Regions from separate parts of the Homo sapiens genome. Here all the other regions are linked to region 4. Evidence: chromatin loops called from intact Hi-C (ENCODE). Cell type or tissue: heart left ventricle. All regions are shown on one strand. Links, peaks and the distances in the headings refer to the core of each region. The heading gives the core; the rest is flanking DNA.

Region 1 (5,355 bases), core at 108-5,107, 340 kb before region 4:
GCAGAAGTGACACTGTGTGAGAGACTTCAGAGTCAGGTTTAAAAAAACTTGAGGCAATCCCTCTGGGAGCCTTCAGTCACCAGTTACCCTGAGGCCACCACATGGAGAGTGCTTGGAGAGAATAAAGAGAAGCTCTTGGACATCTCTTGTGCAAACAACACTTGTGTGTGAAACAGCCCCAGCTGTTCCAGACTCCAGCTGTTTTTGTCTTCTCAGTCGAGACACCAGACATGTGAATGACAAAGTCTTTAAGATGACCCTAGACCCAGCCACCATCTGACTGCAACCACATGAGAGACTCTGCACAAGAATCATCTAGCTGATCCCAGTCAACTCTCAGAACCAGGAGAGAGAATAATAATACATGATTGTTGCTGGAAGCTACTATGTTTGTTGTGGTTTGTTACCTAGCAGGAGCTAACTGATACACAGCTCTCACTTGAGATTCTAAGGAGTGAAGTAAATTCTCTAGAAAAGCAGACATTTATTGGAGAAGTATCTTGTGACAGATTCCGTGCTAGGAAGTAAAAGCAATGACTTACACACAGTCCCTGGTTTCAAGGATCTCCCAGGGGAGATTCAATATGAACATGGATTATCACAAATATTAGGAAAGAATAGACCCAAGAGGCACAGAGAATACATGATGGGAGTATATTCTGGGAGACTCCTGGATGAACTCGCTGTGATCGTGGGCTAGCAAAGTTAGTAAAGTGCCCTCCAGATGGGAAACCCCAGGGAATGAAGTAAAAATAAACATAAAGAACTTTGGTCCTTCCACACTGTGAGTTTGTTGAGGACAAAAAACATGTACCCCAGTACCTGTCATGTAGCAGAATCTTGCTCAGTTTATATTTACTGGATGGATGGGTGGATGGATGGATGGATGGCACTAGGGAGCCAGCCTAGAAAGAACATTGGCTGGCCTGAGGACCAGAAGGCTAGGGATCGAGTCCTAGCTGTGTGACCCTGGGTAAATCACTTATTTTACCTGTCTATAGTCTTCAGTTTCCATATCTGTCTAATGTGAGGATAAGGCTAGGAGATCTCTGAGGTTTGTTCCCAACTCAAACCTTCTAGGGTACCAAAGGGCAAGTATGAACATCCATCTATGTGTTTACTTGGCCATCTCTATAATCAAATACACACCAGAGAGGTATCAATCTGTCTTTGTTAAGACTCTTTGATTACATGCAACAGGAACTAACTCAAGCCAGTGTAAGAGGGTGAGGAAAAGCAGACGAGGTGGATGGGGAATTTAACACAGGATGCAAGGGTTTCTTGTGAAACTCTGGCAAGATGTCTGGCCAGGTTTCGGGAGGAACGAGAACCAAGAACTGGAAAGCTGCCGGGAACCAGATCAGGAATCTCCCTCCACCCCCAGACTCTAATTCTCTTTATGAATCTGCTTAAATCTCTCTTTGAAAACCAGCTTTCTTGGCTTTTCTATGCACACAGTAGAAGATCAACACTCTATGGCCCCCAGATTGATCTCTTGGCACTAACAGCAACTGACAAACACTAACAGGCTACCTCTGAGTTCCAATTGCAAATTCCTGGGAAAGAGACTCTGGCGTAACCTGGGCCAGGTGTCCTCTCCCTGGTCCAATCAACTCTCACCAGAAGGACAGGGTTATAAATTCAAACATGGCTGCTGAAGGCCCCTCATGATGGGTCGTGAAAGCAGCTATCAGACAACAGAGGGCTATTATGAGGTAGGCAGCCTCCCTGAAAGGTATCGCATATAAAGTCCAAGAAAATGAAATAAACAATTTTTGTATGGATTATTGATAAGGACAAACATTGTCTAACTTAAGCTTCCTCTTCGTGTGCAATGGAACCCTTTCCAAAGCCACTTTAGAAACTCTGACAAACTTGAGGAAAATCAGTTAATTTTCAAATTCATCTAGGTTGCACACAAGCATCACTATTTTCTAGCACCTTTAGGATGATCTCACAAACATTATGATGATGGAGACTCATGAGGGGGCCTTGTGCTCTGGACTGCTAGTGTGTGCCACAGCCTCCTTTCTCATCACTTTACCAAAAGATGTGATTTGAAAAACATATGAAAATATTGCCACTGAACTCCCACACCAATTCCTGAAGAGCTACTGAGGATTTTGGTGTCACTTTAGAAGTCACTCTATTTGTGAATAGCCCAGCAAGAGAATCAGGTCAAGCTATTAGGGAGAGTCTATGGAAAGGTAGGTATCTACCTCGAGATTAATGATACTGAATAAAGGAAAAGCAGTTATTTTTGACATTTTGACCATCACTTTAGGGTCTGGTTCTTATTAGTTCCATTTCTTCCTTTTAAAAGGCTTATTTATTTATATATTTTAATGGAAAATGTCAGGAAATTTGGAACAGAAACTTACAATAAAACACATCCCCTGACCCTCTGATCTATCAATCTTTCAAATAAACAAGAATACTTACAGAAGCCTGGAAGAAGGCACTTCTTGGTAGTTACCTGATATTAGCCACCATAATGGTCATTATCTAGCAATTGTTTTTTGGGAAATGGAGTAGAATGGAGAGAATAGGAAGGAAAGAGAATGCAGATGAGTGAGTGAGAGAGAGTATGAGAGAGAAAGAGGGGGGACTCAATAATTCATTTTTGCTATAAATGCTTAAAAAACTTACAGGTGCCAAACAAGACACCCTCGTTCATATTTTTTCTCCAATCATTCCATTTTGGAAGCTACATTATTCACAAATGAGACATTCAAGAAACAAAAATTCTGAAATAAAAATGGGCACACCACCAGTGGAAAAGCAAACAAAAGCAGCTAATGTACTGTGGCTAAAAAAATTTTCAAACAAAGTGGCAGTAATTTACTGCCCTTGCTCTTAGCTAGACCCCATGAACATAATCAGAACCCCCAGGACTGATGGGAAAGTGTGATTTACAGTAAGTCTCAGGATAATAAAAAAAAAAAAAAATGAAAAAGCAAATTGTGCATGAACATGAAAGCTGTATTTCTTCCATTTTCAGCAATGGAATCAAATTTCCAGCCAGAATTTCAGGGTAAAATTAGAAGTCTTCAAGAAGTAAACTATGAGCCAACCAGCATCCCTACTTGGACACTGCTCCAGCTGCCTGAATGACGTAACTAACATTTAGAGATAACAGTGAATAGAAAGACACACACGACACCATCTGAATCACAGTAAAGAGATGGGTGGACCTGGGTTTGAGTCCTGGCTGTGTCACTTGTTCTCATGTATCCTTGAGCAAATTATTTCACATCTCCAAGCTCTAGTATTACCTGTTGCTTCAGACTGTTACACGGATTAAATGAGATAAAGTGTATAAAGCACTTAGGAAAGTGTTTGGCACATGCAAGTCTCAATAAATTTCATTATACATTTTAAATACAAATAGTACATTTTGATAAATGAGTTAGTGTTCTTAAGGTACTTAGAACAGTACCTGGTGCACAGTGAAGTTCTATATAAGGGTTTGTCATTATTATTACTATATAGTAAAACCTCCATTAATCAGGATGTCTAGACAATGAGGTAACTAAGTTAACTTATTTTCATGCTTAAAACCTCTAAACCACTTCAAGTTTTTGAAAATCCTTTTAAAATGTGTTAGTCTCTTTTCTAAGATTAGTAAGTAAAATATGTTAAGTATCAACTTAGAACTTTTACACAGGATCATGCATGGCTCCAGGAATACATGTCAGAAGTCCTGGGTTCTAGTACCACTCTGTTACTTGTCAGCAGTGTAACTCTGAGCCTCAGTTTACTCATCTGTGAAATAAAAGATCAGTTATGCTTTTCTCCCAGTTTTGGTGACTGTCAGATGCAACCACGTATATGCAATTATTTTGAAAACAACAAAATTAAGGTGAATTAAAAATAGCATAAATTTGTTATTATCATTCTTTAGAATACGATATCCTGTTTCTGGGGATGCATGTGCATAGGGGTATGGAGATTCCAGATTATACCAAGGACGTTGCACTTTCTGAAAACTGTGGTAAAATATACGTGACAAAACGTACAATTTTAATTATTTTTAAGTGTTTAGCTCAGTGGCATTAAGTACAATCATATTGTTATGCAACCATCACCACCATCCATCCCAAAACTTTTTTCATCTTCTCAAACTGAAACCTCGTGCCCACTAAAGACTAACTCCCCATTCTCCTTTCCTCCCAATCCCTGGCAACCACCATCTTACTTTCTGTCTATCAATTTCACTACTCTAGGTACCTCATATAAGTGGTGTCATACAGAATATTGTTTTTTAAAAAAAGTCTCTTGTTTATTTTCTTACCTTTTCCATCTTTGACTTTAAAAGTTGAGTACAAAAAGCAGTGGAAATTGAGAATTTCCTTTTGTGGGTCCTAAATCCTTGAGGCTTACAATAGGACTGTGATTAAGAAGAAACAAACATACACTTCCCTGATAGCATCCTCCAAGCTCTGATGGGGCTGACTGCTTGGTCTGGTCTCCATTGCAATCTTAGGATACTTTTGAGAAGCTATGATGTTATAAGGCTGTGCAGTGAGGACCAGGGGATGGAGTCTGGTCCCACCTCTGCCACAAAGTACTCTTGATATTGTGTGAACCATTCTTTTCTTTGGGTCATGTCTGTTAAGCTTCAGGCACAATGGGCTACATTATTCCAAAGTAGTGTCAACTTCATATTCAAGTGTTTTGATGGTATTTATTCCTTGCAAGACACTGCAAAATATAATTCTCTTCCTCCCCCAATCTCCATGCAGGAACAACATATTTTGCTTTTTGCATTTTTTTTTTTTTTTTTTTTTTTGAGACGGAGTCTCACTTTGCCAACTGGGCTGGACTGCAGTGGCACAATCTCGGCTCACTGCAAGCTCCTCCTCCCGGGTTCACACCATTCTCCTGCCTCAGCCTCCTGAGTAGCTGGGACTACAGGCACCCACCACCATGCCCGGCTAATTTTTTTATGTTTAGTAGAGACGGGGTTTCACTGTGGTAGCCAGGATGGTCTCGATCTCCTGACCTCATGATCCGCCCGCCTCAGCCTCCCAAAGTGCTGGGATTACAGGCATGAGCCACCGCGCCCGGCCATATTTTGTATAATGAAAATGGAAGAGGAGGAAGATACCTGTGATATTTTTCCTAGGAAAAGAAACCAGGGGGTAATATTGAACTGGTTTTGGATGTTACTGGCAGTTGATTCAGTGTTGTCATCTTTCTTCTGACCAGAAAAAAAAAAAGAGTTTCATAGCACAAGCCAAAATGTTATAGTGCATGCACACGCACACACAAACACACACACACAAAAGCAAAAGCTGTGTTCAAATTCAAGGCTATGCCTTCACAAGAAAAAAGAAATAATGAGTTAAACCA
Region 2 (5,355 bases), core at 94-5,093, 450 kb before region 4:
CTCCCAGAGGCCAGGGTTTATCTTCTTTGGTTATCTAGTCAACGGATATCAGATATAAACACACATTGCAAGGAATCCGCCGTGCTGAAACAGACAAGGCCCAGAGAAGGAGATTCATTTCAGATGTCTAAGCAGCTTACTTTCACTGGCTTGAAAAAAACCATTTTGACTACAAAGTTAATAAAACAGGATTAAATTACATATGTACCATTTCCTAATAAAAAAATTAATTAAGTTAAAGTACAATATATTTTTCATTTTTTACTACAAAGCAATCGAACTTTGTGTTTCATCTGGTGCTTTTTATTAGTTTTGTGAGGCTTCTAAAACATTTGACAGCTGTAGGGACAGAACTTGTTTCCGCAGTGGCTGAGCCTGAGCACAGGATCCAGTTCTGTGTCTTGCTGGACGGCAAGAGTTGCTGGATGACTTAGGGTAACTTGCTTAATTTCTTTGTGGCTGGAATACTTTCTACTCCATCTTCTGAAAATGAGGCAACTCACTTGGAAGTTCTCAAAGAGCACAGTACAATTGTTCCAATGTGTATCATCGAATATTAGTGGTTCCTTAGCTTAATCTCTTACTAGTAGGGTAAGATGCACAAAAAGCGCACCAGCCTACCTTTGAATACCGCTATTGACAAGGAGCTTACACCTCACAAGGAAACCTAGGAGGTTGCTGATACATTATTTCCCCAAGTATGTTGCTCAGAACATTAATCATGTGAAATAGAATAGTGCTTGAGAAACAAGCCAACAAGTTTGGGAAACGCTGGGATAAACAAAGGTAAATGAATTTAAAAAAAAACTTTCCACCAGGCTGATACCCATTAGAAATCTCCAAGAGAGGATTTTTATAAATAGGTTACCAATTATTTACATCAAAACTTCCACTTTTTTTTTTTTTTTTTTTTTTTTTTTGAGACAGTCTCACTCTGTCGCCCAGGCTGGAGTGCAGGGTTACGCTCTCAGCTCAGTGCAACTTCTGCCTTCCAGTTTCAAGGGATTCTCATGCCTCAGCCTCCCACATAGCTGGGACTACAGGCATGTGCCACCACACCCAGCTGATATTTGTATTGTTTTTTAGTAGAGATGTGGTTTTGCTATGTAGGCCGGGCTGGTCTCGAACTCCTGGCCTCAAGTGATCTGCCCACCTCAGCTTCCCAAAGTGCTGGGATTACAGGAGTGAGCCACTGTGCCTGGCCCAAAATGTCTACTTGCTTTTGTGGATATTCAGTTAAAAGTACATTAAGGCATTCTTACATTAGGTTGAAATGGGTGTTTAACAGCTCCTCCCTGTCAGTCTTACTGCTCTTTGAAATTTCAGAATTCTCTTCCTGTTGAAATGAGGGCTTCAGAAAATGGCAACTACCTATTCCTACAGTTGCTTCTTTTGGTTGGTTAAAAAGTCCTCCAGGAGGCTGATGCAGGAGAATGGCATGAACCTAGGAAGCAGAGCTTGCAGTGAGCCGAGATCGCGCCACTGCATTCCAGCCTGGGTGACAGAGCGAGACTCCATCTCAAAAAAAAAAAAAAAAAGTCCTCCTCCCTCTTCCCCCCAGCCTCCTCTCAGTTCCTTCACATTCCTCATAGCACATAGCTTCCACATAGCTTCTGGGCCTTTTGCTGTTCTATGTTTCTGCCTTGGGTTTGTTCTTACCTCTCCTAGACCCTAGGGTTGCCAGATAAAGAAAAAGACAACGGTTACATTTTAATTTCAGATAAATATTTATGACATACTTATACTAAAAAATTATTCGTTGTTTATCTGAAATTCAAATGTTACTGGGTATCCTGAATTTTTATTTGCTAGATATGGCAACCTCATTAGAATGTCATGAAGACAATGTGAATGGATTGCAAAGGATACGTGACACAGAGGCATCATAACTACACTAATGGAAGGGGACAAAGCTGCTGTAACCACCAGAACGATGCGTGCAAAATCCTATGAGGCAGCCTATGCTACTTTAACTCATGTGTGCTAGTAAGTGCTTCGCTATTAGATTTCTATCAAAAGGATACTTTCAATTAAGAAAAATGAAGAGTGAAATATTGAAAGCTAGAGCAAGAAGAGACCAATGGTCATCTTGCTTCATCACTCATTTCACAGATGAAGAAGGGGACTTTTTGGGAAAGTAAGCGATTTCCCCAAAGTTCACTGTCATAATAGTTCTGGGATGAGTGTCCAGAACTCTAAACTCTAAATTCATCCCCTCTCAGTCGACATCATGTTGCTTCTAAACAGTAAGCTCTGTGAGGGCAGAGACGTACCTGGCTTATTTACACACCATCACCTCTCCCATTCAGATTCAGTTCCTGGTACGGTGAAAGCACTTAATAATATTTATTGAGTGTTTGAATGAATGTGAGATTTCACAAAGCTTCCTTTTCCTCTAAGAGCAACCTTCAATAAATTACTTTAATGTAAATTCCAGAGCACAGAGATCATGTCTCATGCTTTTTTATGGTCCTGCTCCCAACCTCCATGCTGAGCTTAATCCTTTGTCAAGAGAGGAGCTCAATAAAACTTTTGGCGAGAAAAATAGTTATTCAAGGGACAAATATAATTTCATTGGTGCTACCTACCTGTGATCTGATTTTCTATTTCCCCTTGCATGTGCAAAGACTCCATATAGACGGTGCGGTTGCCAATAAATCTTGCACATGCAATCCCTCTGTATGGCTGACAGAATCCATCTTCTTCATACTCATCTCTGAAAGAAAGCATAGACAGACATTAGCTGATGCACCACATACATACAGGGCACAGCAAGCTCTGACTGCGCGATACCCTAAATAGTCACTAGGGGGCACAGTTGGGCACAATATACAAAAGACTGGGCTAAGGAATTGGGCTTTTGCTCAGTTCTTAAAACATCTGTTGGTCACATTGGTCAAGTTTCCTACACCCCCAGAAAGTCATCCTGAAGCACAAAATCATCCTTAAATATGGGAGAAAATGCTTTTATTTTCGCAGCTGGTGGTGGGCTGGAAGATGATGTAGTTATAGGAGTAAAGAGGAAATGAGTTGGAAATCTGGGCACATGTTCTACAGTTTTTTGTTTTTTAAGCACAGATTATTTCTGCTTCATTTGCTACAAAGGCGTGGGCGAACAGATCCACTCCAACTGACACGTCAATTAGGGGGATCCATGGGGTGAGAAGCTGGGTGCAGCTGGAAAGAAACCCGAGGGTAGCCCAGTTAGGTGACTCTTCACTGCTGAACCTCCATTATCTCTACCCTGCCCAAAGAGGACCAGGGCAAACCATAGTCTGGAGAGTTTGAATTGAGTCACTAAATCCAAGGAAATCTAGAGAAAATGTCCATGGAAAGTTTGCTTTCATGCTTCTCTACAATTTAAAAAAATAGTCTTATTAAAATTTTGCGGCCTCAAAATTATAAGACTTTTTTTATAAGGAGGGGTAATAGATTTCATCTTGAAGACAGAGGGACACCAGAAATGACATGATTCATGTGCCAGGTAAAAGGACTGGAGATCTAAGGCTGGAGATGAAGACCCAAGATGGCAGGCTCAACCTGAAAGGGCAGAGGCTACCATCTCCCACGAGGGCCTACGATGAGCACAAGATCCCTCGAGTGCAGAACATCCAGCTGTTTCTCAAAGGCAGACCATAGCCAAACCAAAGTCTGCCTGCCACGTGTATAAGTTGACTTCAACCCTGGATGCTCCTCCTCAATATATCATCTCAAAAAAAAAAAAAAAAATACACCGTTTTTCCCCTTTGGTTTCTTCTAAGTAAAAATCCCTCAGAGCAAAGTCAGGAGAACAAAATTCTCTTCCTGAGTTTAACATTTGGGCATCCTTAGGCAAGCTGTCTGAGCCCTCTGAGCCACAATTTTCTCATCTACAAGTTGGACACAGTAACTGACTTCTCTGCCCTACATGGGAAAGTCATTATGATCCCATCAGATAATGTAAAAGCTTTTTTAAATTGTAGAGATAATATATGGCTATTCTTAAAGTATTTACAATGACCAAAGGGACATTTATTTAAAAGACAGTTATTTACTAAGCTCCCACATCGTAAGAGGCACTGCGGTTAGTGCTGTGGTGCTCACTTCCCAGCTTGAAGGTCTAGCGTAGGAGTCTAGAAAGTCAAAGTATAGGAGCAAACCAAGTGGAAAAATCACCTGATAGGACACTAATTTTCTGCTTCTCTCTACTCCCATTCATTAAAAGAATCATTTTAAAGGTGAAAGTGGGGGAAGTATCTTCAGTTTAGTACTGAAAATAGTTTGTGTTGCAAAGCTCTTAAAAACTTAACCTTTAAATACACATACAAATGAATATATCATATACCTGACATAAAGACATTGAAATTTTACTGTTGCACAATCCTGCAAGCACTCCACATGTTTACTTTCATAAATCCTAGAGTAATGCTGAAGCCTTTTTGGCTTAAATTTTACTTGGGTTGTAAAATTAACCCAACTTTTATTGGGTAACTAATACCATAAACCTATGGGGAGAAAGAAGGTTCTTGATGACCCACACTTGGATCTTGGAAACCTAAGTACAGAGACCAGAATACACCCCCATGCCACCCCCCTGCTATTACAGATGATGCTTTTCTATCCCTAGGCATTAGCAGAGCCCTGGATTTTTAAGGTGTCATTATGAGAACACTTCTTTCTCCCCCACATTAAACTCTCAAGGCTTCAATTTATATCTCTTGGGAGGACAAAACCCTGGAATTACCCCCAGATATAAATCCCCAACCTACTGGGAGTTCCCATATTTTATGTGTGAGGCTTAGGCTAAACTTCTTACCACCTTTCCAGTTCAAGACTCTTAAAAAGACTCTTTGAATACTTTTTTTCAGAATAAAATGGAATGCAATTCCTTGGCTGCACATTTCTTATCAAAGGCTTAGAACTGCAGGTGTATTAAATTTTTGACTATTCCCAGAATTCCTACTATCCTGTTCAGTCTCCTGGGAGACAGATTTTTTAAAAAAGAACACAAAAAAACCCCAAAACCAGTATGTACTGTTATCTGCTGGGGAGTGGTTCTGTCTTGGCTCCTTATGAGAATCGCCTTGGCAGCACACTGGGAGGCCGAGACGGGTGGATCATCTGAGGTCAGGAGTTCAAGACCAGCCTAGTCAACATGGTGAAACCCCATCTCTACTAAAAATACAAAAATTAGTTGGGTGTGGTGGCAGGTGCCTGTAATCCCAGCTAGTCAGGGGGCTGAGGTAGGAGAATCACTTGAACCCAGGAGGTGGAGGTTGCAGTGAGCCAAGATCATGCCACTTCACTCCAGCCTGGGTGACAGAGTGAGACTCCATCTCAAAAAAAAAAAAAAAAAAGAATGAAAGAATCTCCTTG
Region 3 (5,355 bases), core at 224-5,223, 180 kb before region 4:
GACCAGTCTCATTCATTCACTGTTTCCCCCCCAAAATGTCTAATAAATATATAGGAGCTGATAAATTTTCCTCTTTAAAATTAAAATATAAATCTTCCCTTTAAAAATCAATATCCCTTAAATTTTCTCTAATAAAGAAAAATATAGAGATCTCCTCCGGCCTGCTGTAAGAAGCAATGCTATTTACTTACTGAGTCTTCAGCCATCCTGTACATTTCTATTGTCCTCCCTGTAACCTTGTGCTACCTTCCTGAAAATGCCACCTCACCCTACTCCCTCCAGGGCCAATCCCTTTACCACAATTTTACAAATGAAGAGTAAAAAGTATAGGCTAAAATGCATTTTACTCTTGCCAAGTGCCAGATCTTACACGAGTGCCTTATACACATTGTCAGGCAATTATTACAACGTCAGGTGATGTGCGTTATGATCCCCATCAGACAGATGAGGAAACTTGAGACTTGAGTTCAGCAATTTGCCCTCATCACACATTGAGCAGCAGAGGCACATCTGAATCTATGTTGATCTGGCTCCGAAGCCTAACTTTTTAACCACTATGGCCTTCCACACGCAGAGGAATTTAACTCTGTACCCAGAGGAATTTTTCTTTCAACTCTGGGCAAAGTTATTAACTGATTGGGTCTTGGTAGCTGAATATGAACAAAACTGAAAGCCAGGCCCTTTCCATTAAACCAAGCATGTAAGGGGAAATAACTCTGCCTCACTAGAAAATCTTAAGTTGGACACATGAAAGAGAAAGTTAGCGCTAATCATTGTGTGCCCTCGTTTTCTAAGAAAGTTTTTCCTTTCCAAGAAAGGAAAAACAATGCACATGGCATACCAGGTAGAGTTGTTTAATGTTATTTCATTGCAGAAAAGTTATTGCTTTCTAAGACAAAGCTATTTATTTTTTTTCTGGCAACTCAATGGCAAGTAAGAATATAATACATGAGATTCTCACTGGATGAGCTAAGCAGTCTTCTACTTGCTGTATTTTGGCTTTAGGGGATGAGGCTGTGTAGTGCAACCTCATTGCTGTATAGCCAACCTAAAACATAGCCTTGAAACGACAAAAAGAAGAGGAAGAAAGAGAACGAATGAAAGAACTGACCTAAACACATGTTCTCACACACACACGCGCACACACACACACACACACACACACACACACACACACCCCTTTCGTGGAAACACATGCATACATACTCTTTCATGGAAACAGCTTCCAATTTGTTTCATAATTGCATTGAGTCATCTGGGCTAACATTCAGACCATTTCTCAAATTCACCATGCCCCTTACAGACATAAAAATTAGGCATTTAAGGAAATTTCCCTCCTCTCCATCTAATATATTTCACTTTAGGTAGTTGGATGGAGGTGGTTGGGGGAAGAGGGGGCAGAAGTTTTGGAAATCAGAGTTGATGAATTGCAAACGTGTGCAAGTGATGCACAGGGTGGGAGGAAGTAAAAAATGAAATTCTTCTGTGAAAATAATGCACATGTCCCAGGAAAATCAGTCACACATTTTTTATGAATCAATAGACCAGTGCTTTCTTTATATGTGTGCCAAGCAGCATTCCTGGATAACTGTTCCATGTCTCATGAGGTGTAAGCCACTTCACTCCATCTTATTAGAAACATTCAAAACAAGGCAAAGATTTTGAAACCCATAAAATTTATGAAATCCTAAGCATACCAAAGACAGAATGAACGAGGGACTCCTCTATTTAACTGGCTTTAACTTACATTCACTTTCGCAGCTTAACCCACCTTTAAAATCCCACCAAGATTTGAAAACATTAATAACTATAAACCATTTTAAAATATAGTCTCCCACTTTCTCAACAACCTCAAAACTCACTTGCTTAAAACTTCAAGGACACAAAAATAAATCCCAGAGTGCCAGGAAAATTGACTATAACCTTTGTCACTCACCTGATTGCTTACCCACCTCACAGGCCATTTGCAAGATTAGTAGGCAATGTAGCTACCAGACTTTGTATTCCCTCTAAATTCCAGACAGTAGTTAATGAGGAGAGAAGTGATCAAGGAAGCCTATTTATTCTGAAGCCCAGTTCATGGTGGCAAGCAGAATACATTCTTCAGAACAACCAATCAATACACCACCATAAACTTGTGAGTGTGCAGTTTTAAGTAACATAGAAGTATTTAATTTTTCTACTACAAGGTAGACTGAAGGGAAAACTCAGTTTAAATATTTACTATTTTAATTTAGCAGTGATTATAAACATGGCATACCAGGTAAAGTTAAGAAAGAAGAAAAAAAGCAAGTGTAAACCATGGCTCTGCCCTCAAGGTTCTTAATTAGGGCTCAGAAATTCAACTGATTTTATTCTTTAATGCCCTTTTCACAGACGAGGAAACAGAAGCTTAGAAAGGCAAAGTAATTTCCCCCAAAACACACAGCAGAGCTAAGATTTAAACATAGCCCTGTCTAATTCTAAAGCCTTGCTGAAAAAACTAACTGCACTTCAGATAGTAAGACCTGGACGTTTTTCATTGTAAATTCAATAAAAGCTAACACAGAGTGCTTATTTCACTCCAGGCATTGTTGTAGGCACTCAGCACAAACTAATTTATTTACTCCTTATAATAACTGTATAAATAAGTACTATGATTACCCCTGACTTTACAAATGAAGACAAGTTTACAGAGAGGTTAAACAACTTGCCTAGGGTCAAACATTTCATAAATGGTAAGTCTGAATTCAAACCAAGACAGCCGGCTTCAGGCTGTTCTCTATGCCATTCCATTATCTACCTGTCTAAGGCATGGTGGCCCCAAAAGGTCCAGCAAATGCTGGTTCCATTAGTAGGATAATAACAATACCCAGAACCTTAAAAGAAATGCTCCACCATACTCTATGCTTATCAGATTATACCTGGTCTACTTCATTCAGATATCTTTACAGTATTTTACAAAAAAAAATTGATGAAATGAAACTTGCCCTGTGGAGAGCAAGAAGGAGAGAAAATGTGGAAGCAATGTCCAAAGATCATGGAGAAATTGGGGCTGTTTGACCTGGACAAGGAAACTTCAAGGGCACACATTTATCATCCTCCAAAAATGTCAAGAGGGCCTTAACCACTCTAAGAAGAAGTAGGAAGCAGCCCAGGGACCTTACTCATTCATCATTCATTTGCTTTTTTACTGAGTGGCCTGTAGGTGTCAAATGGAGAAAATGCTCCCTAGCTTAATAACTTTTGTACTTCAGAAGTGGAAGTACAGCTCACTCATCAATGAAATTCTTTTCCCAGAATGTATCCAGCAGAAGTGGGAAGAACAGATAACAGAGACCAACCATCTCAGCACCCGGTGGAAAGTTGGACAAGTGATCTATGAGACCTTGCTAATAAGCAGATGCTATGATTCATGTATCCTGTCCTGCACTACCACTGCCAAAAAATGCCATCAAAATCCTCACAAATTACAGCTCTTAATTATCTTTAAGAGGCCAAAAGAAGCAACCTTCAAAAAAGAAGGAAAAAAAAGTCTTAAATGGCTTTTACATTGAGAATTTGACAAGTTTAAACAAAAGTGAAACATACCACACTTTGAAAATATGCCAAAGGACTACTTGTGTTCTAAAACAAGAGAGTAATTATGCAGGAAAAATGCAATTTCTCTCCTCCATTTCCTTTATCTCAAGTTCCTCTCTCATTAATTTATTCATGAACATATCTCAATAATAACTATCTTGTACTTAGAGAGTATCTTGCCCATTTTTAAATGTTTTTACATAAACAAGAAACTGGCATCAGCATCATGGTTCTCTCTGAGCGACGAGACCAGTTCTTAACAGGTTAGCCCTGAGCAACATACAGCAGTAGCGGTCTCTCACCACTGGCTACTCTAGCAAAACATTTTACAATTTCTGAGTCAGGAGAAGTATCTAAGGTCAAGATCTATAAACACATTCCAGAATATGAGCACTTCCAAGTAAAAAAACCAATCAAACCCACTGCAATGGGCAGACAATCCTTCCCATGGACTACTGTAATCTTTGTTAAAATTAAGATTCATGCTTATTTTAGTTTTGCTATTAGTGTGGCTTTTTAAAATTTCTTTTTTCTTGAACCATGTATTACTTGGAAAAAAAACATAATAAAAATATTCTGCTATTTCAAGACATCCTTCTAGATAGGATAATGAATTTTCCATAGATAAAGAATATTCTACCTGCACCAGTCCTGTGAGTTTTTAGTGATACTTTTTCTTTTGACTTGATCAATGGACTGAGAGATTGCATGAATCAGTCAAAACAATTTAAATGAATCTACGAAGAGACAGTAACAGGATTCTACCATGTCAGGATAAGACTCCAGCCTAGGCCTGCTCACTCCTTCTGGGTGTTGCTTCAATGCAAGTTTTTGTTTGTTGGTTTTGTTTTGTTTTTTAAAGAACGGGTTGGAGGAGTGGGGTGGGAGATAATACACACTAAGAAGAAAAACAAACTCTCCCAACAACAACAAGAAAATTCTTACTCTATAGTTTACAATACTATTGGAAACAGAAATATCATTTAGCTGTAGCCAGAATCACTCAAACAGGCACTCAGCCCTGAATCAAGGAGCAAACATATCAGTGGAAGGTACGTGTCTCCATGTAGCCTTGATGACTCCAGAACTAAGAACAAAGAGAAATCATAGCAGGATCTGGTGACAGCAGTTCACAGCAGGTCTCTCACATCACTTACAACCTCGATTTGGGGGGAGGAGAGAGAAGAGAAAAAAGAAAAGAGAAGACAGAATACCTCTCTATTGGAACACTGTCTCCAAAAAAATAAAATCATAAATATATCTGAAAATCCTGGGAATGTAAATACCCTCTCAAATCATCTCCCACCCTCTCACTGTCCTTCTTTGGGTTTGAGGAACCAAAAGAGATTATAAAAACCACAACATATTCTTGCTATTGTGGGATTTGAAGAAACCAAGAGATTGTGACTAACAAAGTCTATGAAGATAATTGTGTTTCCATTAGCACCACTAATGAAGAGAAGTGAGAGATAAATAATGGACAATCCAAAAACCATTTGTATTTGATCCTACAGTAAGATAGATGAGTTCTCTTGCATTAGGCTAGGCTTCCTAAATATTTCCCCACTTTTTAAGCCAAGGATAAAATCAGACTGCCTTCAAGAACACACACTAACCAATGATGGAAGAAAAGGCCAAGAAAGGCTGGGTGGCCTTGGACAAATCTGAGAGGAATTCAACTTGGTGGTGTGTATATCTTTCAATCTATCCTTTAGGGAACACCAACTATATGTCAGGAGCTACGTTCACTACTTACATTATCACCTCTACTAAGTGTTTGGATAGCACTGCCCT
Region 4 (5,355 bases), core at 203-5,202:
TGCCAAGCACAGTAACCAGAGGTGATACAAAGTGCTGTGTGAGCACAGAGAAAGCATTACACCAGTCTGGGTTAGGGACAAGGACCAAGCAGATTTTATGACGGCTTCAGAAGGGAAGGAAAATTTTAAAGGAGTCTGGATCGTTAGATGCTGGCTAGTCTAGATGACTTGGAGGGACAATCTAGAGAGAGGAAACTGCAGGAACAAAAGCAAGGCATGGCAATAGGGAAGGACATGGTTATGTGGCCTGGAGTTTGCACTTGTCAACCAGAAGTCATTGAAAGTATCTAAGCAGGGCTGGGATGCAGTCAGATCTTGGTTTTAGAAAGCCCTGGCATCTATAACAGTGTTTGCACATAGTAGGAGCTTAGTAAATGTTTAGAAAAATGGATGAATGAATGAATGGCTTGAAGGAAACCTAGCCTCCATGGTATAAGCACTGAAGACATTCACACATCAATTTTAAAGTCCTCTGGGGTTGCATAAACATGTGTGCTCACACTGTACTGTGGGAACAAACTTGTATTTACAGAATGTTAGCACTGAAAGAGTCCCTGATGAGGAACCACTCCTGTCTAACTCTACCAACCCAGAAGCTGAGGCCCAGAGAGGGAAGTGGCTTGTTGAAGTGATTCATCTCATGACCCAGTCTCAATTTTGGCTGCTGCAAGTGTGACCATCCATAAGTCTAATGGCCTTTCTAAGTTTCTGATTTGATGAGGTGCTTGCTTTAGGGATTCTGTTTTTTCTCGAACACACATCTTTCATATTTCTATCTCCATAACTTGCTTATATGCCTGGGCCCCTGCTAGAATGCCTGCATCTGTATTCTTTCCAAAGATGATTCATCCTTCAAGCCTCTTTTCCTCCAAGAAGCCTCCCCTGACTACCCTGGCATAAGCGGTCTTTACTTTCACTAGCAGCAGTTCTTGAATACTTATTGTATGCTAAGAACTGTGCTTGGCAATTTACATTCATGCATTATTTATATGTAATAAATGTAAAATGTGTTTACATTTATTACTTAATCTTTACAAGAGGCCTATTAAATGTGGGCTATTGTTATCCCCAGTTTACAGAAAAGGGAATGAAATCCCCATCAATATAAGAGCTAGTCGTGTACTACACAGTGGGTTAAATTCTTTCCATGGATTATCTAGATTATCCTCACAACAACCCCATTAAGTTGGTACTGTTACTATCATTTTCACTGAACTGACAAGAAACCTGAGTCTCAGAATGGTGAACTTATTCAGATTCTCACAGAGATTAGGTCATGCATCCAGGATCAAACCCAGCCCCACTGGCTTCCCAGTGAGGATGATGACTTGCCCAGGGTCATCCCCAAGCACAGGTGGTACCCCCTGATCTGAAAGCCCATGCTTCACCCCCTGCTCTAGACAGCCTTCCATCACCCAACTGTCCATCCAAACCACCACTCACTTGGTTCTTTTTCTTGGTGGTTTTTTGTTTTTTGTTTTTGAGGCAGAGTCTCGCTGTGTCACTCAGGCTGGAGTGCAGTAGCAGGATCTCTGCTCACTGCAACCTCTGCCTCCCAGGTTCAAGCAATTCTCCTGCCTCAGCCTCCCGAGTAGCTGGGATTGACAGGCACCCACCACCATGCCTGGCTAATTTTTGTATTTTTAGTAGAGATGGGGCTTTGCCATGTTGGCGAGGCTGGTCTCGAACTTCAGACCTCAAGCGATCCACCTGCCTCGGCCTCCCAAAGTGCTGGGACTACAGGTGTAAGTCACCATGCCTGGCCCTCATATTATTTCATTAATGAATTATTCTTTACCCTTTAGATGGTATTTATTCATTTGTGTGTTGATTCATTGACTCTGTAAATATGCTTAGAACTTATGCTAAATGCCAGCTCTTTGAAAAGGTGTTTGATGAACAAGTCAACATGGTCTCTGGTCTCACAGAGTTTGCAATATGTTGGAGTGCCTTTTAAGTGGCAATCCTCATATTATTTATCTCTTTTTTTTTTTTTTTTTTTTGAGTCAGTCTCAGTCCATCACCATATTGGCCAGGCTGGTCTTGAACTCCTGACCTCAAGTGATCCACCAACCTTGGCTTCCCAAAGTGCTGGGATTACAGGTGTGAGCCACCGCGCCAGGCCCTTTACTTGTTATTAAATAGCATGTTTGTTCCTATGTTTTTCTTCTCTAGCTGGATCACAATTTCCTTCTGAACAGAAAACGTGCCTTTGAAACCTCGGTATCCCAACACATGAGTGCTTATGCAGTATTGATTAATTGGTTGATTAATAAGATGACTCAACTACAGAATTAATTTTGCATTTTTTTTTTTAGTATGGAGGTGTTTGTATAAACCAGCAGCCCAAAGGTACATTGCAGAAATGGTGATTGCAAATCCCATTTACTTTTCATACCTTATAAAGTACAGCCCAAAATAAAAATGTCATGTGCTTAAAAGAAAAAAAAAATTGAAATTCATATCTCTCTTGAAGGATTACCTTTTTTAAACACCCCTGAGTCCCTAGAATGCCACCAAGTAGTTGCTCTATAAATACTGTTAATCAATTGGTGCATAGAGACACATTATATCTTAACAGTGAGGAATATTTTTGTTAGGTTTTTGGTCCCCTAGACTTTTATTGTAGCTTAAGTCCCATTGATTTTACACTGGACCTGATTTCTTTATGTGAATTTCCTTCCTCAATAACATAAGGGCCTACTCCCTGAGAACAGATTGTAAAGTTTTGAAATAGCTTTGTACAAGGAAAAAAAAAAAAAGCAAGCAAGCAAGAAAGAAAAGATTTTACTGCCAGACTATTTTTCCAGCTCTTACATCAGAAGTCAGATGTTGCCTGTTGGTTTCCTTCGCTAAGGACCAGCTTTAATCCATCGTGTTGTCGCCTTCTACTGGTGACAAATGGAAGGTGACTTGTTCTATAAGGCTAGGGCGTGGAAGCTTTTTGCCTTTAAAATATTCAGCTGCTTTTGTAGCTAAGAACATTTTGTTTTCAACAGTAAATCTACCAGCCGGTGGCAGGCTCGATTTACTCACCTAAATAAAAATCTTTCCCCAATTCTCAGGGCCCTCCAGGACTAATTTTACAGCAACTCTTACTTTCATTGTATCATATTCATATCCTACAATTTCACTCCATCAGAGCTTCTCCTAAGGAACTCTATTTTTCATCATTGTTTCCTCTGCACCTAGCACAGGTCTGGAGACAGAGTAGTTACACAATAAATGTTCATTGAATACATGTATGTGGAAATTAATTAAAGCATGAAAGGAAGGGAGCTCCAGAGGGAGATTTTCTTTTAATTTTTTTTTTTGTTTGAGACGAGGTCTCACTATGTTGCCCAAGCTGGTCTCAAACTCCTGAGCTCAAGCAATCCATCCGCCTTGGCCTCCCAGACAAACTGCTAGGATTACAGGCATGAACCACCGCGCCTGGCTAAGAGAGGGAGATTTTCTATATGTCTCTCAGCTGGTGGCAAGCTGCAGAAAGCCACATTTGGTTTCGTCATCAAGAAGTGCTTCAAAATTTTCATCAGCAGATTCTAAAATCAGGGTAAAAACTATTTTTTCCCTTTTCCTCTTTTTCCTGTAGCTGAGCAGAATTAAATGCCTGACATTGTTTAAATCAAGGTCATTAGGCTCTCAGACTCTCAGGCTGTGCTTTTCACTTTTTTCTTTGAGGTTCTTGGTAATTGCAGGGCAGCTGAGTTTTTTTTTTTTTTTTTCTAGAAGGCAGAATCAAAGAAACTAGTCAGCATAGCTGTGATGGACATTTGCAGGTTGTACTGTCTAGCATCAATCTTCCTTTCCATTAGGGGAACACCTGTTGTGGGTAGCTTGAAGGGACAGTGCCCTGCCTCCTTCTCCTGGTCTCCTGGCAGCCACGAACCTGGCATGTAAGCCAACATCAGCCAGTTGAATACTCTTTGACTCATGAGGGGATGGTGAAACTTGAAAGGTCATTACAGTTATTTTATAGTAGCAGTTGTGGGGGTGAAGGGCACAGACCCAGGGATAAGCTTGGCTGGAGAGTCCATGCTTCCATCAGGAGGCCATGCCCCAGACATAGCACCTTCCAGGCAGTGAAAGTTGGGGCTCCAGCATCTCCAAGCGTCTTGGCCCTCTGGAGTTGTCTTGTGTAATGGTTAATATTGTAATATTGTAATGGTTAATATTGAGTGTCAACTTGATTGGATTGAAGGATGCCGAGTACTGTTCCTAGGTGTGTCTGTGACGGTGTTGCCAAAGGAGATTAACATTTGAGTCAGTGGACTGGGAAGGTCAGACCCACCTTAATCTGGGTGGCAAAATCTAATCAGCTGCCAGCGCAGCCAGAATAAAAGCAGGCAAAAGAACATGGAAAGAGTAGACTGGTTTAGTCTTCTGGCCTACATCCTTCTCCTGCACTGAATGCTTCCTGCCCTCAAACATTGGACTCCAAGTTCTTCACCTTTGGGACTCAGACTGGTGTCCTTGCTCCTCTGCCTGCAGATGGTCTATTGTGAGACCTCACCTTGTGATTGTGTGAGTCAATACTCCTTAATAAACTCTCCTTTATATATACATCTATCCTATTAGTTCTGTCCCTCTACGGAACCCTGACTAATACACCTTGGCTCTAGCCTCTGTTCCAAACATGGTCTTCCAGACTTTCTGGAAATTTTGTGAGCCCACATTGGAAGATTTTCCAATTAATTACCCTTTTGACTCAACTAAACCAAAATCAGTTTCTGCTACTTGCATTACTTGCATCTGAAAAAAATTTAATGAATTTATAATGAGCAAAGGAAAAGAGAAGTCAAAAAAAAAGAGAAAGAGAAAAAGAATGAAAAAAGGAAGGAAGAAAGGAAGGAAGGGAGGGAGGGAGATGAAAGAGAAAGATCCTGGAGTCTTCTGGTTGGCAAATGTGTGCCTATCATATGCTCAATGTATAGTAGGCACTAAAGTTGGATCAAAGAAAAGTTCCTTTATGAAAAACATTAACATATTACAGGATGCTTGTTTGGTAGTCTCCTTACCTGATCCCCATCTCAGCTCTAGAGTTGAGTCAGATAAACTCAAATCACCTACTCAAAGCATGTGGTCCATCCAGCAGGAACCACCTGTGAACTTGGAGAAATGCTGAATCTCAAATGGTCCCCAGACTTACTGAATCGGAATCTGCACTTACACAAGGTCCCCAGTGCACATTACAGTTTGAGAAACACCGTCTGTGAGACCATAATTACGTTGCTTACTCTCTCATGTCTCAGAGTTTTCATCTGTACAATGTAAAAAATAATAAGACCTAATTCATGTATACGGTAGAAGCATATGAAATTGTAAGTATTAAACCAGTTTGACCTATTCTAACCT
Region 5 (5,355 bases), core at 64-5,063, 210 kb before region 4:
TCAGATGCAGAATAATATAGATTTTGGATATGAAAGGATTTTTTGATTCATAAATAAGACTGAGGAGCCATAAAGCAGATTTATTTCTCTAGCTTTGGTATCAGGACAAAAAGAACTGCCCAAGACCTAAGATTTGCTAGTAACTCACCTGGGCACTGGGATAAGTCACTGCCCAGGATTGGAACACATGTTTTCACCTTTCAAATGATTAATTACATTGAAATCCATGCACAAGAAGTGTTTCAAGTTCTAGTAACCTCCTGGTAAGAATTTAATCTGAACTTTGGCAACCTTGCACACTGCTAGGCACAGAAACTATTCTTCCAGTGAACTAATGCTTAAGAGGGGATTCAAAGGCTCAGTGAACTTTAGAAGTAGAAGGGACTATAGCTCTAAATTTCACATTTTATATGAGAAAACCACAGCCCAGCCACCTACATGGCCTGACTTACTCAATGTCACATATCTGGTTTGTGGCAAAGCTATCTTTTTAAATAATAAAATAACAGCTACCACTTAAGTGTAATGTGCCTGGCAAGCACTGAACACTTAGCATAGCTGGTTTCATTTCATCTTTAAAATAACCCCAGGAGGTGGGAATCAATGGCCTCTTTACAGAGAAGGAAACTGAGGCTCAGAAAGCTTAAGTAATTTGCCTGGCTTAAGCAATCACCAGCCGGCCGCCCAAGCCCCATGCTTATTATTTGCCAACATCGCCAAGTCCCTGTCCAACGTGCTGCTCCCACACCATACTCCTGGGCAAAATATTATAACAACCACTCTCAGCCTAGAATGTCCTAGCCTCTGAGATACGACAGATATTCTAGCATCATGAGACCCAAAGTATCTGGGGGCGAAAGCTGTGGAGAGAGCTGTCCATAATCTAAGCAGTTTAATATTTTGCCTTTTAAACCATTTTACCTTCTCTTCTCCCAAATCCAACCAACAAACAACAGTTAAATATTCATTTCTGGGGCGATCATTTTGTTTTCCTCCTGGTCTTTCCTGAATTGATTTTCACAACTTTTCTCTCCTGCCTGTGGCTCTGGATAAAGTAATATTGAAGCATTCACTTTGCTTTGGATTTGGGAAACTTAGGACTTTTCTTTTGACAAAAAAATAAGAATAAAGTTTCACGTGTAACAAAAGAGGGTCTTTGGATTTGTACATATGCCTCAGTGGTGAGCAAAATGGAGAATGGTATTTCAGAAACTTAAAATAAAACTAAAGCACATATGTTCTGTAAAAAGCATTGTTTGACAAGATCAAATTACCCCAAGAGAGGGAACTGATTTCACTAACTGCCTCTCTTGCACATCTGAATCTCCCCCATGAATCTGGCAGACAGGGTGGGGGTGAAAGGGGTTAAACCCCACCCAGATGCACCTGGGTAATTACCCTCTGGACACTTACTAAAGAGCAGACTGCAGCGCTTAACCTTGAGCAGGCACAGGAGGGGTTACGGGAACTGACACAGCTGGATTTGCATTGAAGAAAAATCCATGGAACAGGCCTGAATAGCCACAAGCTGTGCAAGATTCTTGGAAAGGTCATTCGCAGGCATACATAAAATGTCTTTTACAAACACACACATACACACAAATCTTGATAGCACGTGCGCTTCTGAGGTGAAACCAGATGTTTACAAAATGATCCTTGCTTTCTACAAAAGAGGACACAGGAGGAGAGATCACTCCTGTAATCCATACCAAAGCATAGGACTTCGGGTTATCAGGACCCGTATCTATGAGGCTGAGGGTGTGTAGAACAGGCAGTTGACTCTGAAACGTTCACAGAGGTGGATGATTTTTCATCTAGTTTGTTTTGGTTAGTGCCCTAGAACAAGGCCTCAAAACAATCCCATTTGCCAAGATCTGTTCTTCCCCATATTATAAGCATGTTGTATTCCACCTTTGCTTATAAAATGTCTATAGGAAATAACAAGAATCCAGATTACCTAAAAACATTCTAAATGGAACCGTTTGATTACATTTAGCTAATTATCAGTAATAATTATGATATTCCCTGATCTATGAAGTCCCAATAACCTCAAGTACATTATTTTATGTTAATTATTATCGAGTTAAGTAACTAAAAATTCCTGTTACTTGAGGAATTGAGCTATAAATTACAGCAAAATTTTCGCATTTTTCTTATGAGACTATTTGGTTGTTTTGTTTATAATTTTTGAATTTAGTTCCTTTTTTCTAATTTTAAGTTAGACTCTTATCTGCACCTTCTTCTTCCTAAGGTCAAGCTAGAACGTCAATAGGATGAGCTTTTCCATGATGGTGCATGTCTATTACCATGTATGCTTTGCCATGACCCAAACAACAGATTATAGATATCTTGTGACAGCTTTTTCCATCCTCAACTTAACTAGTGTTTTCACATTTTATTATCTTAAAAACTACATCCGTTTCTGCATGCTATATGTCAATTAATATAAACTTGTATACCCTTTGTTTCATTACCATCTGCATTAGAAAGTTGATTAGTTTTCTTCACATACAGAGGAACTTAAAGCATAAGGAAGAAAATTAAAACTCATAATCCCATCACCTGATTTTTAAAACTTGTTAATATCCTGGGTATATTAAGGTCTGTAGTAAGGCAAAACATTTGAGAATATTAAAAAAGCTAAAAAGCATAATTTTAAAAAATACCTTTAAATCCCTGAGTATGCACTTAAAATCAACAAATAGTTTGTGTCCACATTGCTTATAGAATTGAGGAGATGGAAATGGCTTCAGAGATTCCTAGTTCAACTGCACTATTGAATCCAGAAGGTTAGGCAATTTATTTTCTTGGCCAGTGAGTGGCTCCATCAGACTCCCAATCTGCCCTCCATGTTCTCTGCACTAAGACAAACTCCCCTCCACTACTCTCTTGCCTCTGAAGCAGTGTGGCTGAGTAGGTGACATAAGATAGGGCCCAGGGAAGGCTCTTAACAACAGGAAGGATGAGGAGCTGTAACAAGCAGGAGCTAAGACACCAGCCTGGGTGTGCGATCCCACGAGGAGCCAGTTAAAATGTAGGTTAAGGCATGGGCTGATATGCTAGGGCTGCTATAACCAAGTGCCACAGAATCAAACAACAGGAATTTGTCTCACAATTCTGGAAATTAGGAGTCTGAGATCAAGATATCAGCAGGTTGGCCTCCTCTGAAGCTTCCCTCCTTGGCTTACAGATGGCTGTCTTCTGTCCTCTCCTCGCATCTTCACTGGTCTTTCTTCTGTAGGGATGAGTTTCCTAATCTCCTCGTCTTATAAGGACAACAGTCAAATAGGATTAGGGCTCACCCTAATGACTTCATTTTAACTTAATCTGTTTAACAGCCCCATCTCCAAATATAGTCTCTTCCTAAGGAGTTAGGCTTAGGCCTTCAATATACGAATTTAAAGAGAAGGAGGAAGGGACACACCTCAATTCATAACAGGCTGGTTTAAAGTTGCTGTTAGTCTGGTTGGATTTGGAGACTTGGGACTAAATGAATTGAGAAGTCCAGACACAAGCTGGCAAAGGAAAAACTGCCAGGTCTATGAAGCACAGGGGCCACCTTACATCCTGGGGAAATCCTGAGGAAAAGAGCCTGGGACTGTGAGTCAAGGGCATGGCTCTTCCAACTCTGCCAACATCTGGCTATGAGACCTTGAGCAAGATCCTTGTTTATCTGGGCCTCAGTTTCCTCCTCTATAACATGGGCACACAACGTCAGTTTAAAATGAATCACTAGATGATGTCTAAATTCTCTAGAAACCCGTAATCCACAAAAAGCACACAACACTCAGATTTCACTTCCTGTATCATCGCAATCTTGTCACACTCTTCCCTAGAGACTTGAGTTCTTCAGCTCCATCATGGGGCTCCCCTGAACTGATGCCCCTGACCTGGCCCCGCTTCCCTACCATTCCCTGACTGTTCTCCTCTTCTATCAATGTCTAGAAAAATCCTTCCCTTTCCTGCCATATCCCCCATTCTCAAGACTCTGCTCAAATGCAGCCTCCTTCATAAAACCTTTCCTAAGCAGAGGTCTCTCCCTTGTATTGTTTGGTTTTACCTCTTTTACTGGACACCTGTCATTCTCCCTGGTCTCATGATTATTTCGTTTCTTATAACTATCTACATAGACTCTTGAGTAAAGAATATCTAAAGTATGCTACCTGCTGTGTAAGAAAAAAAGAGAATGAGAAAATATATCTATATATAAAAATATATCTATATGTCATACAACTATATAGATATATATAGTTATGTTTATATATGCTTATATAGCTATATAGTTATATAATCTGTGCACATTTTGCAAAAGCAAATACAGTAAAGTTAAACCAGAAACAAATGAGACTGAGCACCTATGGACATGGGGTGAGCAGGAATGAGGTGGAAATGATGGGAGGGTGGAAAGGAGCAGAAGGAAGATGAGAGGGACATGTCTTTGAGTATTTCTTTTTGTATCATTCTGACTTCCAAAACATATGAATGTTTCACACATAAACAGACAAACACATAAATAAAATCAGTGAAGTGGGTAAAAAAAAAAACCTAAAATGGAAGACAAACTAAATAAATGAACCCAACTATATTTCAAATGAATGACATCATCAAGTGGGAGTGGAAGGGAGAAATATCCCTGGCACTCCAACCCGAAATTCAACTAAAGAAAATATACTTTAATCTGAACCTAGGTCTGTGAAGATTTAATGAAGAAAAGGCAGGGAGGGTGCATTCAAAAAAGTTAGCTAACTGCCGATTAAGTTTATTTCCCAGCTGATAGGGCAGAGATTAGTAGACTCCTACCTGATATCCAGCCCCTCCTTTTCCCTTATCTTAACAGAACCCTGATTTTATTGGGGGCAACAATGTGCTCAGCTAAAAAGCTTTTTCCAGCCTCCCTGGCAGCTGAGGGTGGTCATGTGACATGGTTTTGGCACATGAGATGGACTGGGAAGTGACTAGGTAGGGTTTCTGAGCAAGCTTTTGAAAGAGGGCTGATTCAGCTTGTGCCTACACTTTGCCCATCTCATTCTTCTAACAAGAACATGGACGTGAGGCAGAAGGAGGATCAGCAAACTTAGGACTACAGATGAGAAGCACACACTAAGGATGACTGGCGGAAACAGAAAAGGTGTCTGGGTCCCAGAAGACATTATGGGATGGAAATGTCAGTTTCCATGGAAATGTCTACTGCCTATCTCCTGTTTTCATTACATGAGAGAATTAAAACATGAGTTTTAGGAACTCTCCATAACTTATTAAGCCAATACTTTTCAGGTGTCTGAACTCACAGCTGAATGCAGATTGTAATACAGCTGTGGCTAGTGATGGAGCTAGATTTATAATCCACATCTTTTG
Region 6 (5,355 bases), core at 102-5,101, 550 kb before region 4:
GATCAAACATAGGTATACCAAAAGAAAGATTACTTATCTTTTGTGAGTTAAAACATGCTCACAAAATCAGACACCAAAGAAATGTAGAAAAAATATGTATTAGTCTCTTAATTTAAAAGACAGGACAACTAAGTCCAGAGTGGGATTTACAGATATAAGAAAGTTTTTTTATTGGTATTTGATATTGCACAGATGTTCTTTTTTTACATATAAGAAAAAAAAGAACTAACATTGTTTAATAATAGAATTTAATATTGAGAAAAAACACAACTTTTTCACAAAATGTACACTTGATTGTGCTTGCGATTGGATAGGCAATATTTTTACACTTACCTGAACAATTTAAACTTTTATTAAGTACATATTAGTAGGCAAGAAAGAAACAGTTTAGTTTTAATTTGCAAATAAAATTTATGTTTATCAGTAACCTCAGGAAAACTCGCTAATCTCTGTGCCTCCATTTCTCTCACTGGTAAACTAGAGATAATATCCATCTCCACCTTTACGGAATGTCTGGGGCGTCAGGGGTTGGGGGATGGGTCTTAGGAGCGGTTATCCATTGAAAAGGAGGTTAGGAATCAGGTCTTGGGCTGTCAACAAGGCAAGCAAAGTGGTCTGACTTGGAGTACAGGTTGATTTGTTGTGGCTTTGAAGGAGGCTGATGGGTATTATTGTGGGTTACACTTACACGTGTGACTGTCAACTCCACAGGATGGCCAACATGAATTAGGAAATGAAGGGAGAACGCCGGGCATACAGGAAGTACTCAGCCATGTTAGTTCCGGTTCCCTCTATACCTACTCGGTATAAACAAGAAGCAATATTCTTTTCTAAAGCTACACCGAATGTAAACCACCACCAGGACTGATAAGTTTTATTTAGACAACTTGCTAGCTGCCAAAGCTTAGAATACTGATAAAGATTTTTCTGTTGTCACAGAAGCAATCATTAGCTAGAGTATGGCACAAACATAGTTTTATATGTGCACAACCAAGAACACTCGAAAGAACAGCTTTCATTGCTTTCTGATTTTATATCTTTTACTATTTCTCTGGAGAACTTAAATACAAACTACTGATTAGATTACAGATTCGTATCCTTTAACGGAAAGAAAGCACTTTCATGAATACAAAAGACACTCAAGCCAATAGGAAAGAAAAAAGGCTTTAGAAAGGAACACCAAACCAAATAATTGATTAATGAATATTTATGAGCTGCTTATAATGACAATGTTTCTATTAATAGTAACAAAGACTTGCCAAATTAGAGATTTTGCATAAAATATTCATGAAAGCCATTTACATTTCCAGTTTTCAATCACTGTTTCCAACTACACCTTAGAACTCCCAAAATAGAATCCTAAATCTTTACATTAGAATGAACCTTAAAAGTTTGCAACTCAATTTTATTTTTCTAAAATGAACTTTCTTCACATTTAATCCTAATACTAATTGAGAAAACAGGGTGAGGATGCGTTTTTCAACTAACATTAATTGAGTGCCTACTATTTGCCAGGCACCATGCTAGGTACAGAGAATGCAAAGGGACACAAACATCCCTGCCCTGGTCCCTCTTCATGAACAGATGAATTTCCACATCACACATGCTGAAAGACATGGGAACAGAGAATATGGAGAGAGAGGATGGGGTAACTGTGAATGCCTGAGCTTGTCAGTGACTGTCTCTACAAAAAGACATTTGGGCCAGCTCTTCACAACATCTTTGTGAAGCACTTCACCAGGCAGAAGAAATGATGGAGGTGGAGTAGAGAAGGAAAAGGAACCAGAGGCATATAGGAACTACAATAAATGTAGTTATGATAGGTGTTGTTTTCTAACCTGAGAAAAGACAAATTTTACATGTTTCCAACAGATTGTTTTTATTCTCTGAAAAGTAGGGTGGCATGAACTTTCATCTCCTCCTCTCCCCAGGAACTAAAATTTATTGAATGCCTATGTGTGATGCTATATTAATTTTTATTTTATATATGTAACAGATATATAATATACACATTTTTATATAATTTTTATTTATATCTCGAATGAAATCATATATATAAAATAATAAGCGTCAAATGCAAAACAACTTTGCAAGATAGGTAAGGTTATCTCCATTTAACAGATAAAAAAACAAGTTCAGAGTGGTTAAGAATTTCTCCAACATCTGTTTGACTCTGAAGCTCATGCTCTTCCCCTATGCTGCTTCCAAAGAAAGATTTTTCATCTGCAAATTGAATGAGGGCCACAGTAAAGTTTTAAAAGCATGAATAATAGCGAACTTTATGAGTGCTTGCCATGCACCAGATACTGTTTGAAGCATTTTACATATATTAATTTATTTAATCCTCACACCTTCCCTGGGAGGTAGGTACACTTATTACTGCCACTTAACAGATAAATCTGAGGCACAAAAAAAATCAGTGACCTTGCTCAAGGTCACAGAGCTGGTAATTGGCAGAGCCAGAATTCAAATCCAGACAGTCTGGCTCCAGTGCCCCTGCGCTTAAGAGCTCCACATTCCACTTTTTAACTGACAAAATCCTAGCTCTACACCAGCAGCAAAGACCTTGCTGATCCGAGGCAGAAGGTACAACGTGGTAAGGAGGTCTTAGGTCCCCAAATAATAGTGAGAAAAAAGAATTCAGTGTGGCTTAAGAATAAGGTATTGATTGATGAGGGGAGGGAAGGAAGTAGCAGGAGAGACAGGTTTCTCTTTTTCTTCAATGCTATGCAAATACAGGGTTCTCAATTTACATTTCCTGTTTTTTTGAAACAGGAAATTTCAGCGTAAGGAAAGCATTTTCGAATATTAAAAACTGAGAGATGCTTAATATGGCATGCACAATATAGACCAATTACTCATGTGCATAGATCCCCAAACATTTTCTACTTGATTCTCTATGAATTGTCCTCTTTATCATACCCCATGTATTTTGATGAACACAAGACTTTTGATAATTATTTGAAGAGAAGTTGAATTTTGCCATTCTTTAGATTTTTTAGATTTTACTATACCTCTAACATTTGCATAGTCAATATTTATGCCACAATAAAATGCAGATAAATATAATATCTTTTTAAAACTGCATTTAAATAGTGGAGTTTTTGACTAATCAACACCAGCGTTTTGAAGCAGCAAATATCACTTGATCTAAATATATTCTCATCAACCACCAGATGGCATAAGGTGTGAGGGTTTTATTCTGACAGGGTCACTATGCACATGATAATTTGACCTGTAACTTTGAAATAATGTATTTGGAAAAATGTTCCAGCACTCAAACAGCTCACAATTATTTTAGCCATATGTAGAAGTGGATGGATAAATTGAAAATGACACGGTTCTACTTTTTCTAAATTTTTGGGTTCTGCAGGATGTTGGCATTACATAATGAATCGATGATCAAACAAATAAAACAGTTCTGTTAAAGGAAATAAAAAAGGAAGTCACGTCAAAGAAAAATTAACCTTATATTCTAAGTAGGTTTCTTCAACTCTAAAAGAAACTTAAAACATGCCTTCAGGAAAAAAACATGCTTATACTCCTTCAAATTTTGCTGGATAAAAAACTTTCTACTTCCTGTAATTTATCCTGAAAGCAGAAAAGTATATCAAATGCAAAAGCTTTTCTCTACTTTAGCTTGAAAGAAAGTTGTTACAGAATCAACAGAAGAAAGAAAATCCAACTGAAAAACTCAGTCTGAACTATATGATGTTAAAGGATAGGGAATTACATTTTAATATACTCAATTTAAAAAAATATATTCAATTCCTCAGTTGCTTCAGAAATTCAAAATACAGCACGTTATCTTTATTCATCGTGTATTTCCATCTAGAAAAGAGGGCACTTGGTTAACAGTAAACTGAAGAGCTAAAAATTGAGATAAATGAGATAAACACAAAAAATAGGATCTTTAATTCCCCTACCTTTATGGTCACACACTCAGAGTACCTTGGAATGAGCACACCAGAAAAAATGACTAGCACAACACAGCCAATACCACAGAACTGAAATGGCATCTTTGTTGTAACATGATGAAGCAGAAAAACTGCCTTCAGGGGTCAAAAGACCAAAGATGAGATTAAGGTTCCTTCCTTAATGTGGTCTAAGAGTCAATGATTTCTAAAGATATAATAATTTATGTTTGTATTTTACTATATCCTTCTTCATTAGATTTAATATATTTGGTCTTGAATGAGAAATCTGTGGGAGAAGAAACAATGTTTGGAGCTACAAAAAGGATGAAAAGCTAATTGATGATATATAGTTTTTTGCTTTTCTTTTTTTTAAAAAAAAAGCTATTTCTAAGTCACATGTTGATAAGGATGATGGAAATGAGAGTAAGAGAAATAATGGGAAGGATATTACGAGATTTCTTCACTGCAGATCATGTCCTATCTCCATCTTTGGCAGCAAATATGTAGCAAAGATATTTCCTACCTGGGTTCATATGAAAGCAAGAAATGATCATTTCTTTTATTCTTGTTCTTATACTGAGAAAAGGGTATAAGTTGTTATTTCCAAGGGTTTCTTCTGTTATTTCCAAGTTGGATAGTAGAAAGTGGAATAATAGACAATTCAAGTTAATGTACACATTCAAGGCACTTCATATTTCTTACTTTAAATTCCATTCTTTCTGATGCTGTAGATCCATTTTCTTCCATTTGTAATACTGTCCAATGAAATTTGGAACTTTGAGCACTGAAATTAGAATATTAAAAAAAGAAGCTATACATACATTCTTTAATAATAGTTAATAGTTAAAAGTTAAAAATCATTCACTTCTCATTAACTTGATATGTGGCAATAACATGCACTATATAATTCAAGTCATATTACAATCCTTAGAAACTTTCCAAATTACTTGCTTTTATTGGAACATCATAATATTAGATATTGTTTGAAATAGATTATGACTTGGAAGTTATTTTCATTATAATGAAAAACATTATATATCCTTTATCATGTTAAATAAAATTTATAGGAGACCATTGTTTTGGACTGAGCACCTACCTTAGGCATTAACAGACCAAACAAAATGGAGTTACTCATGCTAAGTGTCATGCAATAAAACTGAAACTTTAAGGAAGCAGGACAATCTTAAGCAGATCAGTTTTTTCAAAAGAAGAGATTCACAGCCACCAGTCAGAAGGGGCCCAGTCAACTTGAAGTGGCATGATAAGGAAGTCCCTGTGCTTTAACCCTTACAAGGAAAGTAACTGAAGTGCCTTATGTTAACCAATCCAATTTTTGTATTATTCTGTTTTCTTATTCCTGCTCTAGTTACCTTATAAAAACTAACTGTTCTGCTATGCTCAGTAGATCACTTATCTGTTTTTAAGATGAGATGCTGCC

What was found. Hi-C counts contacts between places; a loop is a spot of excess contacts. Peaks named below come from ENCODE experiments on the same cell type or tissue, not always from the same donor. Only the 100,000 strongest peaks of a DNase experiment are listed, where the experiment ranks them.
Region 1: it touches region 4 in a loop (2.3-fold over the local background); 16 of 110 quality-filtered maps call a loop at or near these places.
Region 2: a loop joins it to region 4, with 7 times the contacts of the local background. A loop is called at or near these places in 83 of 110 quality-filtered maps.
Region 3: it touches region 4 in a loop (2.5-fold over the local background); 7 of 110 quality-filtered maps call a loop at or near these places.
Region 5: a loop joins it to region 4, with 2.4 times the contacts of the local background. A loop is called at or near these places in 30 of 110 quality-filtered maps.
Region 6: a loop joins it to region 4, with 5 times the contacts of the local background. A loop is called at or near these places in 63 of 110 quality-filtered maps.

The regions. Positions count from the first base shown.
Region 1 is chr1:64,031,778-64,037,132 of GRCh38, reverse strand. All of the region lies in intron 2 of ROR1 (receptor tyrosine kinase like orphan receptor 1), which reads right to left. LOC105378772 (a long non-coding RNA gene) reads left to right here and starts at 2,120. Exons shown (of 2, transcript XR_947458.3): 1 at 2,120-2,207; 2 at 3,002-3,198. In heart left ventricle, for the core only: no CTCF peak of the experiment used is centred there; no DNase peak of the experiment used is centred there.
Region 2 is chr1:64,134,730-64,140,084 of GRCh38, reverse strand. ROR1 (receptor tyrosine kinase like orphan receptor 1) reads right to left here. Exons shown (of 9, transcript NM_005012.4): 5 at 2,589-2,716. Among named protein-coding and RNA genes, the nearest start is that of ROR1-AS1, 25 kb to the right of the region's middle. In heart left ventricle, for the core only: a CTCF peak has its summit at 2,797 (motif pointing right); no DNase peak of the experiment used is centred there.
Region 3 is chr1:63,872,468-63,877,822 of GRCh38, reverse strand. All of the region lies in intron 1 of ROR1 (receptor tyrosine kinase like orphan receptor 1), which reads right to left. Among named protein-coding and RNA genes, the nearest start is that of ROR1, 100 kb to the right of the region's middle. In heart left ventricle, for the core only: no CTCF peak of the experiment used is centred there; no DNase peak of the experiment used is centred there.
Region 4 is chr1:63,689,643-63,694,997 of GRCh38, reverse strand. All of the region lies in intron 1 of LOC105378771 (a long non-coding RNA gene), which reads right to left. Among named protein-coding and RNA genes, the nearest start is that of ROR1, 82 kb to the left of the region's middle. In heart left ventricle, for the core only: a CTCF peak has its summit at 2,887 (motif pointing left); no DNase peak of the experiment used is centred there; H3K27ac peaks cover 658 bases.
Region 5 is chr1:63,902,624-63,907,978 of GRCh38, reverse strand. All of the region lies in intron 1 of ROR1 (receptor tyrosine kinase like orphan receptor 1), which reads right to left. Among named protein-coding and RNA genes, the nearest start is that of ROR1, 130 kb to the right of the region's middle. RefSeq lists an enhancer at 1,226-1,750. In heart left ventricle, for the core only: no CTCF peak of the experiment used is centred there; no DNase peak of the experiment used is centred there.
Region 6 is chr1:64,240,998-64,246,352 of GRCh38, reverse strand. It overlaps UBE2U (ubiquitin conjugating enzyme E2 U), which reads right to left. Exons shown (of 10, transcript NM_001366232.2): 8 at 4,620-4,701. Among named protein-coding and RNA genes, the nearest start is that of UBE2U, 40 kb to the right of the region's middle. In heart left ventricle, for the core only: a CTCF peak has its summit at 3,174 (motif pointing right); no DNase peak of the experiment used is centred there; H3K4me3 peaks cover 273 bases.